2 separate regions of the Homo sapiens genome follow, and region 1 is linked to region 2. Evidence: read pairs that join two places in POLR2A ChIA-PET (ENCODE). Cell type or tissue: PC-3. All regions are shown on one strand.

Region 1 (2,500 bases), 95 kb before region 2:
TACAAATACAAAAAAGTTAACCAGGTATGGTTAGGTGAGGGGGAGGGAGGCGCCTGTAATCCCAGCTACTCAGGAGGCTGAGGCAGGAGAATCACTTGAACCCAGGAGGTGGAGGTTGCAGTGAGCCGAGATCACACCACTGCACTCCAGCCTGGGCAACAGAGCGGGACTCCATCTAAAAATAATAATAATAATAATAAAATTCACATGAGGGTGGAGAGGTTAGGAAACAGCTGTGCTTTTTAAGCTGTTGGCAGTGGGTCTGGAGTTTGGGGTTTGGAGAAGGCTCCCCATTTCCTGGGCAGATAGGAGTGAGCTGGGCTGATGGCAGGCAGGTTCTAGAAGCTACCAGCCTTGGGAGCCCACCCTTCTCTTCCTCCCTCCTGGCTATTACCCCCAGCACCTGCCCTAATGCTGGCCAGAGTGGAGGGCGGAGGGCCAGCCCCTGACCCAGGTACCCAGTGGCCCCTCTGAGATGCCTCTGGCCTCTGGCTGCTACCCTCTCCTGGGCATTTTCCATTTACTGTGATGGCAGAAAAACCCAGTACCCTTAAACAGTAAACAACACAGTGAACTGTGAGTGAAGTCCGTGTGGGCTTAGCCAGACCTGTGTGTTTGCAAACCGGATCCCAGTATGGACTGTGCCCTGCAGGCGGCCTCTCTTGCTAGAATCTGTTCTGGAACTAGCCCGGTTGATGAGCATGTTGATATTAACGGCCTGGCTTGGCCAAAGCTTCCGGCCCAGCACGCTTTAGCATCAGCTGGTTATTCTGAGAACATTCTTTTCAAAACACTCTACAGGACAAACAGGCCGAGAGGTTCCTTTGTCCACAGCTGGCCTCTGAAACTGAGCAGACTCTCAAAGGGTTGAGAAGAACCCCGAGGAGGCTATCGTCTGCACTCAGAGGCTGAAACGTTTGAAAACAGGTGCGGGAGGGGGCGGGGAGGATGGTCAGTGACAGCACATTCTTCAGCAAACATGTGTCATTTGTGCTTTTACCAGAGCGGAGCTTTTAATTCCTAAAATATAACAGCCTGGTGCAGGGGCTGGAAGAAGAGGGCGCGTTTTATGTGCAACTCTGCTAAGGGCTTGGTTGCTGAATGAAAGGTTTGGTTCCATGGAGGTTCAGGTACCTTCGCCTTCAGAACCACACCTTCCTTTTCATCTCCAGCCTCCCTGGGCTCTCACCTGGCTGCTAGGGGGTCGGGGGTGGGTTGGTCTCAGCCCTCCTGGAGCTCTGCTTGCTACTGGGTGGGAAGGCTTGCTCTATACTGCAGACATCTTTCTGGATTGAGGCTATCAATTGACTCCCTGCCCTCTGCCTCCTATGTCCGTGATTCCTGCTTGTCACAGAAGAGCTGCTGGGTCTTCGTTGCTTTTATCTCCAAAGCCTTTTGATGAGGTAGAAAGGAAAGGTCATCAGATTCAGGCTGACCTGCGTTTCCACTTCTGCGTTGTCATTTGCAGCTGTGTGGCCTAGGACTAGTGGCTGAACCTCTCTGGGCCCCAGTAAGACGGGAAACCAAACACTGGCCTCATTGCGTTGGTTATCATGCAGAGTCAGTAAGCCCAGGGAAAACATTCACACAAAAATGCTAATAGCTGATGGTTACTGAGCTCTTTGTGTGTATCATGCTCTATTCGACGTGCTTGGCCATACATTAACTTATTTGATTTTTTCCAAAATACTTTGAGATAGATACTGTTATCGACCTCATTTTACCAAAAGGTAACGAAGGCATGGAGAAGGTAAATTGCTTGCCAAGCGTTGCCTGATTTTAAACCTCTGCGATCTGTATACAGAACCTGTGCTTATAATTTTGATTTAAATACTTACTAAATAAACAATAACTTTTATTATGTTGCTCGTTAATACTCCCTGACAACTAAGTTGAAGCTACTGCTTATCCTCAACTGCCAACAACCACTGATGTCACTGGACTCCAGCACCCTTCGTAATACAGACCCATTAATTTATCTAATCCAGAAATACTGTTGTTGTTTTTTTTCCCCTTTTAGCAGAGCCCTCCCTATTGGTTCATATTGTCTCCTTGGAACCTATGTGGGTCTTCTTGGGGATGAAGACATTATTGAAATTTTTGCTGGTTGGGCACGGTGGCTCACGCCTGTAATCCCAACACTTTGGGAGGCCGAGGCGGGTGGATCACCTGAGGTCAGGAGTTCGAGACCAGCCTCGAATTATTATAAAATAATTCCAACACGCTGAAACCCTGTCTACTAAAAATACAAAAAATTAGAAAAAATTAGCCGGGCGCGGTGGCAGGCGCCTGTAGTCCCAGCTACTCGGGAGGCTGAGGCAGGAGAATGGCGTGAACCCGGGAAGCGGAGCTTGCAGTGAGCCGAGATTGCGCCACTGCAGTCCGCAGTCCGGCCTGGGCGACAGAGCGAGACTCCGTCTCAAAAAAAAAAAAAAAAATACAAAAAAAATAGCCCAGCGTGGTGGCAGGCACCTGTAGTCTCAGCTACTTGGGTGGCTGA
Region 2 (2,500 bases):
GACAGGTCTGGTAAATAGCTCAATCTTTCAAATGGGGGTCTGGGAAGGCTCCTACTCTAGGTGAGCAAGTAATAGATCCGCCTTCACAAAGACTGAAACTCATCTTCAAATCAGCTCAATTCATGACTGGATATAGGCAACCTTCTCCTATCTAACAGATTGCCAACAGGATTCTAACAGGATATCTAACAGATTCCCCAAGGTAGGATTCTAACAGCAAAAGTGAATCCTACCTTGGGGAAGATGACAATGCCAAAACTTCTATTGTGTTCCACACAGATGTCTAGCATTCAATCAAAAGTTACCGGACATATCAAGAGGCATGAAAACATCAGACACAGGAATGATGAATGCCAGAACATAACATGAAAACACCTTTAATATGCTTAAAGAAAGTAATCGTCCACTTAGAATGTCCTGTCCAGTAAAAATATCCCTCAACATTGAAGGCAACATAGAAATATTTTCAGACAAACAAAAATTGAGGAAAGTTGTTATCAGCAGACTTGAATCAAAAAAATTACTAAACAGATTCTTCAGGCAGAATGATCAGCATTGAAGCATAGAAATGCAGAAGAGAAGAGAAGCAATGAAAAGAGGATTATGTGTATAAATCTCAATAAATAGTGAGTGTAGGCCAGAGATGGTGGCTCATGCCTGTAATCCCAGCACTTTGGGAGGATGAGGTGGGCAGATCACCTGAGGTCAGGAGTTTGAGACCAGCCTGGTCAACATGGTGAAACCTTGACTCTACTAAAAATACAAAAATTAGCTGGGCGTGGTGGTGCATGCTTGTATTCCCAGCTATCTGGGAGGCTGAGGTAGGAGAATTGCTTGAACCCAGGAGGCGGAGGTTGCAGTGAGCCAAGATGGTACCACTGCACTCCAGCCTGGGTGACAAAGTGAGACTCCATCTGAAAACAACAACAACAACAGCAACAACAACAATAACAAAAAAAAACAGTGAGTGTGAAACGGAAAAAAGGAATAATAATATTATCTTGTGGGTTTGAACTATATGTAGAATTACTTTGAAGTTAATGTGCCTTTTGTTCTCTGACTAAATTTAAGATGTTCTCTTTGTCTGTTGAACTGAATAATGATAGACACATAACTTATCAAAACTTGTTGGGTAAAGCAAAGTTAGCTTAGAAGGAAAATCATAACCTTAAGAGCATATATTAGAAAAAAAAGAAGGGCTAGAAGTAAACCATCTAAGTACCTAGCCCAAGAAAGTGGAAAAAGAATGCAAATAAACCCCATAATAGGAGAAAAGAAATAATAAGACAGCAGAAATTAATGAATAAAAAACAAACATACAATATCCACCTGTAGAACTGGTAAACCCCTTCTGAGACTGAGACACACACACACACACACACACACACACACACACACACACACACACAGAGAATATGCTGGCAGACAAGGTTGTAAGATGCAGCACTCTCATATACTCTTGGTAGGAGTGAGTGTACATATCTATTTGGTGGAATCCACCAAAATTAAACATGTAATTATTCTATGACCTAGTAATTCCATAGCTATGAATGTACTTTACGGCTATATTGAGAAAATCATGCTAAGATGCATGTGGAAGCATATCTCTGCTGCTTCAATGACCAATGCTGGGGAGGGGGGCGGGCGATGCTCGTTAAATAAATTAGGATTCAACCATATAATGGAATATTCTGTAACTATTACATATGACGAAGTTCCATATGCTCAATGTGGGAAGTGTGATATTCTTGGGTAAAAAAGTAATCATATATACTACATAAGCATTTTATATATTATATATATGTGTTTATGTATGTGCACTTTCGCATACACACATGTGCCTATGTGCACACACACACACATATACAGAGAGACAGAGAGCTCTCTAAGGCAGCTTGTAAGTGACACAAGCTGGATTGTGACACTTGTAAGTGACACAAGCTGGATTGGATTCATAGCTGGGCGTGTGTAGCCCCCAAGCACAGACCCTATTCACGTCTCCCCAACACCTGTACCTATGAAGAGATAGAGACCATCTTTCTCTTCCATTTAATCCATACATTTAAAAAATTCTGCCTTTTTCCAACAACATAGAGATGAGTTCTTGAGCAAATATTTCTGCTTCTTGGGGCTTTCTGCTCCTCCAATTAATGACTCGAATCACTCCCGGACCCACCATCAGCCATGCCCTGCAGATACAACCCAACTCTCTGCCATGCCAAGTCACAACTCGGCCATAGGGCATACCAGGGACCTCAGCAGCAGGAGAAACACTCCAGCCCAAAGACCAGCCCCAAGATGAAGGGAGCCACCACCCAACTCCCACACCAGAAATTGATTTTTATTTTTCAGCATTTGCAGAAAGCAAAACACCCTTTAGAAAAGGCAGGATTGCATGCTTTCTTCTTCCTTAGATTCCACTTAAACATAGTGGCAACGGGGGTGGCAAACTTCATAATTCGGTGACATTAAGTCTTAACTGTTGGCAATTAGGAGCCTG

Evidence for each region. ChIA-PET counts read pairs that join two places held together with the same protein. Peaks named below come from ENCODE experiments on the same cell type or tissue, not always from the same donor. Only the 100,000 strongest peaks of a DNase experiment are listed, where the experiment ranks them.
Region 1: POLR2A ChIA-PET joins it to region 2 with 7 read pairs; 2 of 35 experiments call an interaction of 5 or more read pairs at or near these places.

What each region holds. Positions count from the first base shown.
Region 1 is chr17:66,956,531-66,959,030 of GRCh38, reverse strand. No RefSeq gene overlaps it. Among named protein-coding and RNA genes, the nearest start is that of CACNG4, 6.9 kb to the left of the region's middle. In PC-3, no CTCF peak of the experiment used is centred here; a DNase peak (open chromatin) is centred at 940; H3K4me3 peaks cover 901 bases.
Region 2 is chr17:66,861,802-66,864,301 of GRCh38, reverse strand. The region is part of intron 1 of CACNG5 (calcium voltage-gated channel auxiliary subunit gamma 5); the gene reads right to left. Among named protein-coding and RNA genes, the nearest start is that of CACNG5, 28 kb to the right of the region's middle. In PC-3, no CTCF peak of the experiment used is centred here; no DNase peak of the experiment used is centred here; H3K27me3 peaks cover 1,964 bases.